Linked DNA regions of Homo sapiens: region 2 is linked to region 1. Evidence: chromatin loops called from intact Hi-C (ENCODE). Cell type or tissue: PC-3. All regions are shown on one strand. Links, peaks and the distances in the headings refer to the core of each region. The heading gives the core; the rest is flanking DNA.

Region 1 (7,824 bases), core at 1,702-6,701:
ATTTTGCTAAATGGATGGATAGACGGACAGATGGATTGATGGGTGGATGGATGGATGGATGGATGGATGAAATAACATAGAAAAAATGTTTTTTTATTCTGTAAAGCAAGCCCTTGGTTTGTCCATAATGTGCAATAAATGTCTGGGGACTGTCTCAGCCATTGTTCTTCTGTTAACATGTAGCAATAGGGGAGGAAATTGACCCTTCGATAGCATTGTCCACTTGAGCACTTTGGATAGAACAACTGCATGGTCTGTCCTTTCTTGAGACCTTTCATGAACATGGACTTTAGCCTCCAGTGCAGGTGGGTTCAAATCCCATTCTCCTGGTTAGAGTCTGTATGACCTTGGGCAAGTTTCTTAACATTTACACAATAATCACAACCAGCAACTAACAGGTATTTATGGAGAACATACTATTCATATACTCTGTTGTGTGCCTGCCTCCTCAGAGACTCATCTGAAAAATGAAAGTAAGGGTATCCACCTCAGATAGTTGTGAAAGTAACTTACTGAAACAATGTATGCAAAGCTCTCAACACATAGTAAATTTTCATTAAATGGCTATTATTATTATTATCATCCTCATCATCATCAATGTGCAACTCTTGTTACTGAGTGACCATTATACGCAGTCACTGTCTGCAGAGCTGGGTCAAAAAAGATAAGCAAAACAAGGAGCTCACAGTCCAGCAGGGGACATAAACAAGCTGCTGGGCCACCTTACTCTGTGTCACTCTCCATGTGCTTCATGCACAAGCTCATTTAACAAAGTATCCCTCTTGGGCCAAATTTTCCCTCCTGGATACCTACTAAGGTACTGGCCAGCAAGAGAAGATACATATGGTAGGAACGTGAGTTACAGAGGTCCTTGTACTGAATTATTTGTGAACATTCTTCTCTCCCTCCTCAACATATCCAGGGGCCATGATTGACCTCTGTTCCTCCATAGTCCCTAGCTCCCTAGCATGTGTGTCCCATAGAGTACTAGATGAATATTTTTTGATGGCCCTAAATTAGTCAAGGCAAGAGACCGAACCATGGGGAACAATCCAGAAAGAGGTGATAAAGCAGGCTCTGGACTCAGTAATTCACAATGAAAGTGGCATGGGAATCCTGTAAGCCTGAAGGAGTCATGGGCACAGAGGTTCTGGGTATTCCAGCGCCCCCAGACTGTCCATAAACAAAAAAGCCAGAAGCAGCTTCTTATTTAAACCATCAGGTTTTGGGTCATGCAGTGTTGGCTCAGACATACCAGACCAGACCTGGGAATTCATGACCAAGCCTGAGGATATACAAATGAGCAGGGAAGTGAGCCTTTCGTTGGAGCCTCCACTAAAGGCACCACTTTTAAGGTGTGTAGGGGGGAAGAAAAGACCCATTTCCACCCTACAATTGTTGAATTCCCTTCTTTCTGGTTGCCACAATCTTAACATTTTTTGGAATATGTGATATGGCAAGGAGAATAGCGACATCTTCCCACTGGAGTCGCCTCTGTTCTGCGCGTTTTCTAATTGCATGACAAATATTTTCTCTGTCATCATTTTCTTGAACTCAGACTTTTTTTTTTCAAGAAAGGAGGATGGCACAAAAAACTTGGCAATAGATTAACGTCATTTTATACCCAGATTCAGTTTCTTATATCATAAATGTTTTATCTTTAGAATGTTCATTTTGGAAGAAAGATTGAAAAGACTCTGTGAGAAATTGAATGTGCAAAAATTTTGTGAGTCTGTGAATTATAGAGAGTGCATATAAGTCTGTGAATTATGGACAGCATCCTTCCCCTTGAGTTTATTTCTGAGCCAGGCTGGAATTGAACATGATCATGTTCTCCACATCTCTGTTTGGCGTACTCCATTCAAACCCTTATCACAGAAGCTCAGTATCAATGTCCCCTGATTTTCCAGCACCCCCACTGGTTAAACAACAAGGATCATTTTCCCCGGCCCTGTAATGATTTTGCAGTAAAGGACAGAATTGATTTCAGGGCTATGACTCAGGGCTTGGTAAAATATTGGCCAAGAAGTGGGTGTAAGCAGCCGCTAGCACTCTGGAGATTTCTGTACCTTGTTAGCGGCTAAAAATACTCATGTAACCAATTACGCTAATTTCAAGAAAACATCTAAGTATTTGAGTACTTAGCGCTTTCTTCTTAGGAATCTTTAAAGGATTAAGTAGCTTGCTGTATTAATATTCTTCCTTCAGCCATTTTGTGGAGAAGAAAGTAGGCTGGTATAATTAACAAGGAAGGCTTTTTCCTTGCAAGCTTACTGTGTGTCTATCACTGTACAGGAGAGTAAACAAAAGGAGAGTAAGAACTGATTCATGCCTTCTAGATATCTATAGCCTAGGTCAGGGGGCTGGAAACATTCATTCATTAAGCAAAATACCCCAAAGGAGTGGTTCAGGTGGCCAGTGCCACCAAGGCTCAAGAATGAAGGTAACATGTCCCATGGAGCAGGAGGGAAGATTGTGATAGAGAAGGGGCATCATGGCAGCCGAGCACAGGCCATGCTGGGTCACTGAGACCACCAGGGCCTACAGCCGCAGGTCCTGGCCCGTCACCTCCAGAGACAGGAGGGAATTTGCTGCAGGGCCTCTGACTCCTGGCTCTCCTCTCTTCTTCCACGTGGAAAGAATTACCAGATGCTTTTCTGCTTTAGGCTGCAACACAGGATCTAATTCAGGAGCGACAAGTTGGTTATCCCTCAGACCTCACTGCCCACACTTGAAGCCCTAAACACAGTGCTAAAGAGCCTCAGTGGCCTTGCCCCCATCTGCCCGTCCAGATGTTCTTCTCAACGACATGCCTCTTAATGCTTGTGTACTTCAAAACCAGATCCTTAAAACCTACCCTGTGCTTTCTGCACCCTATGCTTTCACTGTCACTGTCCTCTCTACCCAGAAGAGCCTTCCTTGCCGTCTTTCCCTGTGGAGACCACACTTATCCTCAAATCCCACCTTCGATATTCTATCTTTACAAAATCTTCCCTGACCCAACTCCTAAACCACTGGCTGCCTGGTTGAAAATAATCTCACTCCACCAATTATCCCAATAGCACTTTGTTTGTAGCTTATATCACTCTTCATATTATACTCTATACTGAATTCTCATGAATGCCCCTTTCTCCCCACCAAATTCTTTGAGGGACAAGAAAATGCCTTTCACATCCCTGCCCTCAATTTCCTAGCATGTTTCTACCAAAAAGTACTAAGTAAATATTTGTTATGTGGCCCTAAATTAGTCAAGGTAAGACACTGAGCAATGGAGGACCACCAAGAAAGAGGTGACAAAGGTGTAATCAACAATGAAAATGGCAGGGAAATTCCATAGGCCTGAGGGTGGAAGTCACCGGCTAGAGTCAGCTGTACTGCTTCCTAGCTCTGTTATTTTGACCAAATTGTTTAAACTTTTTGGATCTCAGTTTCTTCCTTGTGAAATAGACATAGAAGCACCTCTTTGAGTGCTGGGGAGCCAAGATGAAGCATAGAGTCTAGGTGAACTAGCCCAAGTGTGAACTTTTGTCATCTATGACTCTAGGTGGGGTGGGGGCGGGGTTCATGTGCCCTTTGAGTTGCCTGCAACTTGGGGGATGTTTGTTAAATGAGCATTCTTCAGACCTTTGTTATACGGGGCAAGGGGGTGTTGTTCTAGACTGTAGGGGCAGAGGTGTTGACCTCATCACATTTCTTAGTCCATGGCATGCTATTATCATTGGTTGCTGCCAGGCCATTCTCATATTTATTAATTATGTATTAATTCTCATGTATCCCCATTTCCTATTCTTCCTCCTCTCTTTGCCCCCATATTTTTTGTACCTCCTTAAAAAATCTGTATTTGTTTTGTATTCATGTATTTTTAATTTACTCAAGTGGTAGTGTGCTAAATATTGCATTCTATTTCCTACTTTTTCTCACTTAGCACCCTGTTTTAACATCAATCCATATTGTTTTGTATGTATTTGATTCATCTTACCCATCATTAAGTGCTAGGTGCCTTGCAATTTATCAAAAATATTGCCACAGAGAGTATTCCTATTCATGTTTCTTGATGAACTTATGTAAAAATTTCTCTGAGATACACCTGGGAACATAGCATCTGCATTTTAGGTAGGGGGCTCATACACCCCAGCTTACCCAGGATGGTCCATGAATAGTTAATAACACTCACTGCTGAGTCATCCTAGGCAAAGGACATGCTACCTAATTGGAGTAAGTACTGCCAGCTTCCCTTCAGCAATAGTGATCAACTTTGCATATTGGAATCATTTGGGGAGCTTTAAAAAAATACTGCTGCCTGGGGTCAACTCCCAGGGATTCTGATGTAATTGGTCTGAGTGTGGCTTGAGCAACAGGATCTTAAAAGCTCCGGAAAATCCTAATAGGCACCCACTGTTGAGAACCTCTGCTCCACCAGAACAGTCTTTACCAATCTACTCTCCCATCAGCAAGGTTTTCATACACCCACTTGGCATTACCCAACTGAAAGCATTTTGTAAAATGTAACTCTGTAAAAATCAGGTTTTACTACGACTTGTTCAGTTGGCCATGCCAAGGCTTCAGTGACTCACTCTGATTTAAGATGCTGCTTGCCAGTGTGATATTTCACATTAGCAATGATTCTTTTATATAAGCAAATGGTAGTTGGGGGCAGAGTAAACAGGGCTTTGAAAATGCTTTAAATTTTTATTTGAAGTTAAAGGTAGAACTGTCTGGTTTAATGGGATCCGTCCCCTTGAACAATGTCCAACTCCTAGGCAGCATACCTAGCTCACCGCTGTGTTCACAACTGCCCCAGGCTTGGCAATGGCTCAGATGGGCAGGAACAAGGTTTGAGTGTCTGTATCTTTTCCTGGTCCTGCCAGCTAACTGCTTGTGTTAAGAAGTAAAGGCAGTTAAAAGAGTGTTGGATTTTTTTTTTTTTTAAGTTTTAAAAAAGGCCAAAATGTAAGTAGTAATTTTTAAGTGACATTTAGTAAAACCATAAAACCTTGCAAGGAATTAACAGAGCTGGATAGCAGACTATTTTGGGTTATAGTAGTACCTTCCAAAAGAAAATTGCAACTACTTTAGGTGGCAATCTTTCTAAAATTAATTATAAACTGCCCTCTAAGACAGAACACACGGAACTGAATTTAATCTCCTTTGCAAATGACCCATTCTCATCATTGTGGACATCAGTGCAATTAGTTTACTCTGTGGAGATGACCAAAATGTACCAACCTCTTTGCCTTTTCTCTCAATGTTCCCAGGCTGCTATGACTGGAGCTTCTAAGCCCACTTGTAGTTTTTCTGATGCCTTCCACACCCTTAGGATTCTAGCCATTACTTCTTAACTACCCCAAGCAAGCCTGTCTGAAATAGCTCCAAATTCTCAAGTCTTCCCTACTGCTGTGCTCCATGGTTGCCTTCAATTTGCTTTGCTAGAATGATGTCTATAGTACACATAAAGAGGCTCTGACTGAGAGGCTGAACGGGTCTTCAATAAGCAAAGGAACTTTGCAACAAAACTTTTTACTCAGAGACCTTTGATAGATTATTACCTGGTGCTCGGCTATGTTCTCAAATAATGGGAATTTTAGCTAACTGGATTCTGGCTAGAAAAAGCTTATGTTGATATCTTAGTCAGTTTAGCGTATCTCATGATACGTAAGGAAGAAGAAACATTCTAGTTGATAATTCATGTTCATTTAGTATCAAGAAATCTTTGTTTTTTAAAGAAAAAAATAAGTTTACATGCTCTTTCCTCTGCCCAAAAGCCTCTTTCCTCCTTCTCTACGTGGCAAATCCTACTTACCTTTGAAGACTCAAGCCCAGGGCTCCCTTCTTGGGATATCATCCCTGACTCTCCCTAGCAAAATTATCTTTTCTACCTTTCATACTCCCAAAGAGTGGAAGTGTCTCACCAAATAGACTATGAGCCTCTTGTTCATCCTTACATACCCAGGACCTAACACTGGGACTGACATTTGGTGCTTAAAATATTTGTGAATAAACGTATATATTTTAGAATATGTGGCCATCTCATGGAGTGGGAAAGGTATATAAATAGTTAAGGGCGGTACAAGAAAAAAAAAAACAGATGATAAAGAAGAACAGATAGGAAAGTGAAAATCAGAGAAGGGGGAAGGAAAGTAGGGGAAGAGAAAGAGAATATGTGAATAACAGACATGTTGAGGACAGTGAGATTTGATAGGCTCTGGAATGTTGGATTACCCACCCTTGCCAACTTTTCTGTTTAAGCCATACATTTCAGACTCTGGTTTCCTTTCTTACCTCGTTCCTCTGAGATGCTAATTAGCTTTCAAAACTGGCTCATAATCTTTCATTTTTCTTAACCTTAAACCTTAAAACTTCAAAGTTATTCACCCATCACTCCTACTCTCTTGATATAGAACTTCAAGTTTCTTAGCCTGCTCCCGCTATGTTATCAGAATAATATAGTCAGAATGCAGGAAACACTTTCGTCATCAGAATATTTCACATTGAATGGGAGGGAGCTGTTGTTTAAGGACTTGTGATGAGAAGACATGTGTTGTCACCATCACCAGAGGAAACAAGTATCACATAATTCTTTGGACTGTACCCACTATTTAACAAGTTACTCCTTTAGTTAACAAAAGATAGAAAGAAAAAGGGTGAAGAAGAGGATGCAAAGAGCTTATTTCATATGATCTATAAAATCAAAAGGCAAACAGCAGGGAGTCACAGGTAGCAATCTGGGATTTAAAGAAAGAAAATACCAACTTCTGAATTCCATGGTTTCAAAACTAATTTATTCACCGTGAACTAATCTTGCAATTCATTAGCTTCACCCAGGAGACAAGATTGAATGTTAACTCTTTTCCTGACCTATAAATAATAGGTGCCACTTGCTTAGAAATGAAACTTAGTTAGAGCATAATAACAAAGTGAATCAATATGATTGTTACAAAGCTAAAAAACACACACACACACACACACACAAAAACAGGCTAAGTCCTGGATCTTTGGGGAAAGGAAATTTTCAATTCCCTGCTCTTTATGGAGAAAAAATGCTTGACAGGAAAGCTGATAGACTTCCCTTAGAAGCGCCAAGAGTGAACTAAAAAATAGTCTAAGAATTAAAAATAAAATATATATTTCAATCATTTGTTTAGCCTGAATGAATAGCTGGGAACAATGGTATTACTCCATAGGTTAATAATGATGATGTGCCATTAACTGTGGCAATATTGAGTTCTTGCCAGTGAAGTATGAGTTGTATGCACCGCTTCCAGGCCTGAATCTAAAATACCTGCCATGCATGTTATTCTATGATCTTTCTTCATTTCTGCTAGTGGGAATGAAGATTACCATGGTGACTTGGGAGCTACTTGTTCAATATGGCAAGTCCTTTGTTAGCCTAGGTCCCTGAATGACTGCATGGAATAGAGCCACTACCAACCAACCTGGAACCTACACTGTTTTCTGTTAAGTGAGTAAGAACTAAATCTCTGGTTCTTTACACCACTACACTCTGGAGTTTTAGTTGTTTGAGCAGCCTATAATAACTACCTATTTCACTTTTATTTTTGAAAAGTTTTAATAAAGTAAATACATATTAATTGGATAAAAATATTATAAATGAAGAGAAACAACAAAAAAGAGGAAATAAAAATCTGTAATTACTCAATATAATAAGATGTACAATCCTAAGACAGGGACCACACATTATCATGTTGTAAGGCATTTTTTTCACTTAAAAAATATCATGAACATTTTTCCTTCTGTGTCATTAAATACTATTCTGCCACATAATTTTTAGTGAAGCATTATTAAAGTTACACAGATCATTGGGAA
Region 2 (7,824 bases), core at 1,424-6,423, 90 kb before region 1:
AGGCAGGAGGATTGCTTGGGAGATGGAGGTTGCAGTGAGCTGAGATTGTGCCACTGCACTCCAGCCTGGGTGACAGAGTGTGACTCCATCAAAAAAAAAAAAAAAAAAAAAAAAAGGAAAGGAAAGAAAGAAGAAAGAAAGAAAGGAAGAAAGAAAAAAAGAAAGAAAGAAAGAAGGAAGGAAAAAAAAGAAAGCTGAAGACCATGAGAACTTCTTCTACCAAAGGATTCTGGGATAAATATATTTTTGGCCATTTGGCATACTATAGATTAGGGATCAGCAAATTTGTCCCGTGAAGGACCAGATAGTAAATATTTTAGGCTTTGTGGGTTATATAGGGTCTTCTTCTCCTCTTCCTCTTCTCCCTTCACCTTCTCTCCCTCCTCCTCCTTCCACTTCTTCACAACCCTTTAAAAATATAATGAATATTCTTAGCTTGGAAGCTGTACAAAAACAGGCTGTGGGCCATGTTTGGCCCATGGACTGGTAGTTTGCCCACTCCTTAATATTCGAAATATATATTAGCACAGTAAAGACTCTGAAAAGATCTGTAAGATAAAAATCTGTTTAACCAGATTTATCCCAAACTTATTGGACCAGAAAACTCTTTTTCTCTTAACCATTTCATATCTCACATAATTAGTTTTCCATGGAAAATACTTTGGAAAATTCTGACCTTTTTTATATAGAGAGAATAATAAAATTTATCCCTACTATATAAAGAAACACTCCAAATGGCTTAAAGACATAAATAGAAAAAGTACCAGAGACTATCTCTGTGGCCTTGGAGTATGACTATATTCCCAAGCAAGATTCCAAAAAAATTAAGCACTAGGCAAAAATTATGAATTTGACTACATCAATATTAAGGATTTCTGTTCAACAAATAGCATGACAGAAAAACTTAACAATTGCATAAAAGATTGGGAGAAAATATTTGCAATGTTAAAAACCATAAAAGATTAATATTTCAAGGAAATTTTGTCAATTAATAAGAAAAAGATTGGGACTCTAAAAGAAATGCAGGTAAATGATGTCAATAAGCAATGTATAAAAGGGGAAATCAGAATGGCTAACAAATATATGTTTAGCTGCATTAGCAATTGTAGGAATGCAAATTGAAAAAAGAATAAAATACTCCTTTATACTATGCATAAGTTGGCAAATATTTTTAAAATTAGATAATAGCCAATATTAGCAAGTGTGTAGGAAAATGGCTTTTCTCATGCACTGCTTGTGAAAGCATAAAACCAGTGCAACCATTCTGGAGAAAAAAATTGGCAAAACTTAGTGAAATTTAGTACATCTAGTTTCACTCTTGAGTCTAAACCCAGAGGAAAGTATCCATAGATCCAAAGATGACAGGTACAAAGAAGTTCATCACAGCATTTTATTTCATGGTAGGGAAGGGATACTGGGAGGCAAAATAGCTGCTCATCAGCAACCAAGGGATGGATAAATAAAATACAGCTGAAGCTCATATGGAATACTATACAGCAGCCAGAAACAATAAACTGGAGGTACATAAAGCAACATGAATAGAGCTCCTGAAACTAGTGTTAAGTAAAAAAAGTAAAATTCTGGGCCAGGCTCAGTGGCTCACACCTGTAATCCCAGCAGTTTGGGAGGCCGAGGCAGGCAGATCACATGAGGTCAGAGGTTCGAGACCAGCTTGGCCAACATGGAGAAATCCTACCTCTACTAAAAATACAAAATTAGCCAGGTGTGGTGGCACATGCCTGTAACCCCAGCTACATGGACGCTGAGGCAGGAGAATTGCATGAACACGGGAGGTGGAGGTTGCAGTGAGCCAAGATCATGCCGTTGAACTCCAGCCTGGGCAACAAGAGCAAAACTCCATCTCAACAACAACAACAAAAAAGTAAAATTCTGATCGCACTACAGACAGTGAGATCTATAGCATAATGTCAATTATAAAACTAAAAACATATATACATATTTTTATATATCATATACATACTAAACATAATGGTGGGGTATCATAAATAAAGGGGAAAAATAATATAAGTAGAGATGAGGTTTCACCATGTTGGCCAGGCTGGTCTTGAATTCCCGACCTCAGGTGATTCACCTGCCTCGGCCTCCCAAAGTGCTGGGATTACAGGTGTGAGCCACTGTGCTTGGCCAATTTTTTTTTAATACAGATTACCACTGTCAAGATTGTAAATAATTCACTGGTTATAATTCTTAAATTTTATACCAAAATTATATGATTTTCCCAAAGAATACATTATCCTAAGTCCTTGCAGTATAATTTTATTAGTATGGCTTTTGAACTATTCATGTCCCCTATGTAAACAAAAGCTCTCAGTGAAAAGGCAGTTCATTTTGAGAGGTACTGTAATATATGTAAGAGTATCTTGAGTGTGTGGAAATAACATGGATTGATTTTCCCTAGGTGGAGAAGCAGGATGAAGCAAATACATCTAATACTTCCTCATTCACTCTACGTTTGCATATTTGTATCAATTTCAAATGAAATTGCAACTATAATCTGCCTATGTTACAAGATCAGAGTAAATTCCCTATAGCAAAATAATCAAAGCAAAAAACAAAAAACAAATGCACACATGAGGAACTCAACAAAAAGAGCTGAATTAGAGCTTTTCAGCACACACTCCGAAAAACATAAACACAAAGCAACCACAGGCAGGCTATAAATTGTCCTGAGTTACACAATGGAGTGATAAGACAGAGATGACCTGGAAGATGTGAGCTGGCGGGACTGTCTGAGATTGATTAGTTGGCTGCCTTAATGCACAGGTAATAGGATGCCTTTCAGCTCCAGTCTGCCTATTTTAGTCCAAATTTGTTTTCCCTCCTGCCTTAAAAATTAGAAGAGTCCCTGTCACTTCAGTTCTGCAATTATATGGAAGCTCATTCATCTCACAATACTCCAAAATACACAAATGCCATCCTTTTTTTGCTATGCAACACAAAATGCAGTGCTCTTTTATCTAATGCCATCAACACGCAATCTCACAACGTACTTCTGAAGAAATTGATTCCAAAATTTAGCAAAATGTCAAGGTTTGGAGAGGAGATGAGAAAAAGAGACAACACTATAATAGATGCTAAGAAGAGAGCCAGGAGCAAGCTGCAAAATTGAAGATACCAGATGTGAAAGTGAAACCATCTCTATTTCATAGCAAACCTGAGCAGCAAACAATGATTCCAAACCTGCAAAGTGGAGCGCATGTGTGGTGAAAGGAATGACAGGCTATGTCATTGGGAAAGTGGAGAATTTCAGAGCCTAATTTTGGGAGTAGCCAGAAAACCAACCAAACAAATTGATTTGGAAGAGAGAGGTATGGAACTTTATGCAGAGGTGACAATCGTCAGGATAAAGGCCAGCTTAGGAGTAGATGCACAACTTTCAGCATGCCAGGTGTCTCCTACATGAAAAGTTGTGTTTTGGGCAGCCTTCTCCAAGCCTCCATCTATGTGATCCTAAACTGATGTCTCTTGGGGAGAACTCTAGCCTAATCCAGTCCAGAGCTTTCACATGTAGGTTTGTGAGCTGTCAACATGAGTATTCTGATATCAGAGGGGACTTGTACACAGAAAACACTATCGTTATCAGATAGAAATCAAATTAGTTGATTAAATACAAATTTAAAACCTTGTTTACTTTAAGGACTTGAGGTTTAACTTAAAAATGTTATTGGGCTATTATATCTGATCCATTCACATCAAACATTCTAAGCATCTGTAACAAGGAACTCCCCTTTCAAAATTAGTTAATCAAATACCTTTTAACACTTTAAGCCTCATTAATAAAAATAATGCATTTCATTTTTTCAGCCCTTCAAATGCCTAAATGGCTTCTGGCTTACAACCAGAAGAAGCAATAGCTTCTTCAAATACTTAGAAGGTTTTGTAAAATGAATGAATTAAAATGTTAAGCTCTTTTAAACAGTCTAATACTGGTTATAGGCCAAGTCCATTTTTCTTATGCTGTTTTTGCTTATATGAGAAGCCTAAATTCAAATACACATTTTAAATCAAATGCATAAGACTTACATGTCAGTTTCTCCAATGTAACAAATTCTCTGTGACATGACACGAGCTTTTACTAGCAAGCATTTATTAAATATCATTACACTTGACACACAAGTATCAATACTATGTGTTGGTTATATTTTATCATCTCTATCTTCAGTTCTTCCTATCTTATATTTCATATCTTAGGTGAGTTGAAGTTACCACCTTAATGGTGGCCACTATAGGATCATTATCTCAGGCAGCCAGAGATTGCTTATTGGGCAGAGATCTGAGGTCAGAATGCAGGGCTGAGGCATGAACAAATCCAAAGGGATTATTTCTGAGTCATTGAAGGACAAAGTTTTTATTTTCTTACCACTTTAACAGCCTCCTTTATGGGAATTTATCATCTGTATATTAGTCACCAACTCTAGCTGTCTTAAGCCAAAGGAATTTGTTGGAGAAACATAAGGGCTCAGAAAATCAACAGGAGGCTGGAGTAACAGGCATTAAGCAACTAAAACCAGCTGGAACTAATGGCACTGGAGGACCAGGCAGTAAGAACACAGCTACAGCCACACAGCAGAATGGACTGGTCAAACACTGCCCCATCCCTGATACAAATGGCCTGTTTCTTCCATCCTTTCAGCACTTGCTCAAGACTCAAGTTCCTGAGATGGTGAATCCAATTGGTTGAGCCCAGATCATGTGCCCATCCCCCACGGCAAAAGAGCATGGATTCTTTTCCATTTCCTTAGAGGCAGGGATGTACTCTCTCTGCCATTAAGAAGACACATGTGGGAGAAAGCTAATCCCCTTAAATGAAATCAGGATGCTATGGAAAGGAGATTGATGTAGGGCTGCCAAACACAACAGATGACCACCATTTCCTACCCATTATCTTGTGTTTCAAAATCCATGACTAATCCTTTTGATATCACCATTCTCGTAACCCCACATTTTTATTATATCTCATAACCCCCCAGCTTACCTTTATTCACCTTTAATCCACATCTTTTGAAAAGATATTAATTTGGGGCTAAATCACCAATGGTTTGGGATTTTTAAAACTATTTTTCAAATCAATTTCATAACCTGCAAAATATTTCACGGATGTGAAGTGTGAAGACAGTCTATCACCATCCCCTGCAGAAGAAGTCTAAATGAGACATTACCTTCCCAGGCACCGAGTTGGTTCCTCAGATTAGGACATTGGGTTTCTAGTACACATCTGGGACAAATAAAGGTTTTGTTTTTTTCTTAAGCTTCTGATTTATAGGTCAACAAAACAGCATGTTCTCTGCAAAAATGCTCTTAAGATGCATGGTATTTCTCTAGTGAGACAAACATGCCATTTAATAGTCATCAGATATTTATAAGGTGACAATTCATTCACTTCACTGTTGCCCCATTGCTGTTCAGGAAAGGCTTCAAAGTCCAGCCTTCATTCCTGGCTCTTCCGTGCCAGGCAAACCTCCTTGCCAGGAGTCTTCACTGAGGTTACTCTTCACAGTGCCTGCTGTGGCAAACAAAGCCACATCGTGGCACATGGCACCTATCAGTGACTTGGTATTAGGACCAAAGTTAACATTTGGTAAACAAGTCTGCTGCCTTCAATTCCCCTCAAATCACTTTTCCTTTTACACAATCATTTGGTCATGGTAATGGAGTCCACACAGAAGAGTGGTAAAAAGAGTGGCATTTCTCTGAGCCAGCATCAACCTGCAGAATAGGAATAGGACTCTCACTTCTTTTGTGCCACACGCCTACAAACGCTGACCCTCCCTCTCCAGAGCCCTGCTGCAGAATAGGTATAGCCTTTCTGTCTCCTGGAGACAAAAACTTACACCAGCTCCTGCAACGATCTGGGATGTATTATGTAATGCTTACTCTGTATTACCTGTGGTGAGTCACCATGTCATTTTGCACTTGTCTATACCAAATAAATCCTTAACAAAAATGCGCAAAGTTGCTGATGGAAGAGGAAGCTGTTGATAACTTTCTTTCCATCATTTGGAGCCACATCACATAACTTGTCCTATGTTATTTTTTGGAAGTAGTTTTATTCCTGGCTTGTTGGTCTCTGGCTACTTATCTTACTGTAGCATATCTCATTAGGAGATAAAAGAGATCAGATTCTATTTGTTATGCCTTATTTGTCGTCCTTAGAATCACAACACAGCATTCACATATCACATACCATGGGACTGTTAAAAAATACAAAAACAAAGTATATTCTGCCCCATTCAAGCTCAATAAATACTTGTTGACAGACTGCCAAACTCTATCCAAAAACAGAAGAAATGCCAATTGTGCAATGATTCCTCTTTATAACAAATACAAGGGCATTCATTAATTCACTCACTAAATTTATTGAGTGCCACCATGCCAAGCACTGGGCTAGACACAGGGGAAATAATAATACACAAATCATTCCCCTGCTCTCCTGGAACAACAAATATTAATAAGAACTACACAGATAAGACAAACTGCAGTGATGACCAATGTTAGGAGGAGATGCAAAAGGCCACACAAGACTACGAATGGGAGCTGATTAGTTAAGCAGGTCAGGAGAGTCTCCCTGAAGAAATGGTACTTGAACTGAGATCAGAAAAATGAAGGGAGGATATTTAGCTGAACAGAGAAGAGCACCCAAGGCTAAGAAAATAGCCTTGGGGTAGGAGGAAGCTTTGATGGCAAGCACAAAGAACTGGAAGGTCTTTGTGCCTGCACAGAGTGAGTGAGGGGAAGTGGGCTGGACAGGAGCCTGAAAACCTAGCTACACATCTTGCCAAGGAGTTTGTCTTCTCCTAAGAACTATGGATTGAAAGATCTCTTAGATTGAAACAAGAAGGTCAGGACTGGGTTTGAGAATGGGAAGCGTGAAAACTGTGGGCACCAGTCATTTTCCCTCACAAGCTTTTTGGAGCCTTAGAGTAGACATGGGAATAGCATGGATGAAAGACACCATTGGGGGTGCAAGGCCTTCCAGGTGTCCCTTCTGTTTCTCCTGTGTCTTGGGGTGTCAGCCATGGCCAGCACTTGTCAGAGTGACCAAGTCTTTAAATGTGAAAGTCACTGTACCGTGGGGTATCCAGGATTTCTTCTCCCACCCCACATGAGGTCAGCAGTTCTGCCACTCAGCAGCCCTCATGGCCCAGGCCTGAAGTCCAATATCTGAATGGTGAAATTGTTGCTGGATTATGTTGAGGATTCTCTGAGTCTCTGTTGCAGAACCTAGGATTTCTCTGTTACGTCCTTTTAGGGGCTTTCCATCAGCAGGCCTGGCTGTTGCTGGCAGGCAGGCTGGCTGATTGCAGAAGCACAAGGATTTAGAAAAAGGGTTCGTAATATAAAAAGATTTTTGTATTGAAAGCACCACTCTGGCTCCAGTGTGTAGGACAGATTAGAGGGGGCTCACAATGTGGATGATGAAACCAATTAGGAGGTGATTGTGGCTTAAACCAGTGTGGAAATGAAAGCGACAAAGTGCACAGAGTCAAGGGACATTTAGGAGTATAAATGTAAACAGAGCTTGGTAGCTGATATAGAAATGAGATTCTAGGCTTATGATTCACACAACTAGATGAAGTCCCCAAACTCATTAAAAACTCATAACAGTGTTATTCTCAAGAATAGGGGACATGGGAAGAGGACAAGATTTGGTCCTGGGTACATGCATCATCAAAAGAAAAATCTTTTAAAGGTGAAATTTTTTCATGCTGATAAATAATCATGGCAGTTGTGTCAACAGTAGAGAGAAGTATGTAGAAACTGAATGGGGAAACTGAGTGGGAAGAGGCTGAGCCGGTGAGGAAA

Evidence for each region. A loop is a pair of places that touch in the nucleus more often than their neighbours do. Peaks named below come from ENCODE experiments on the same cell type or tissue, not always from the same donor. Only the 100,000 strongest peaks of a DNase experiment are listed, where the experiment ranks them.
Region 2: a loop joins it to region 1, with 5 times the contacts of the local background. A loop is called at or near these places in 2 of 110 quality-filtered maps.

What each region holds. Positions count from the first base shown.
Region 1 is chr13:48,904,398-48,912,221 of GRCh38, forward strand. No RefSeq gene overlaps it. Among named protein-coding and RNA genes, the nearest start is that of FNDC3A, 68 kb to the right of the region's middle. In PC-3, for the core only: no CTCF peak of the experiment used is centred there; a DNase peak (open chromatin) is centred at 4,634; H3K4me3 peaks cover 903 bases; H3K27ac peaks cover 1,751 bases.
Region 2 is chr13:48,814,201-48,822,024 of GRCh38, forward strand. No RefSeq gene overlaps it. Among named protein-coding and RNA genes, the nearest start is that of FNDC3A, 160 kb to the right of the region's middle. In PC-3, for the core only: no CTCF peak of the experiment used is centred there; DNase peaks (open chromatin) are centred at 4,421 and 5,891; H3K27ac peaks cover 1,434 bases.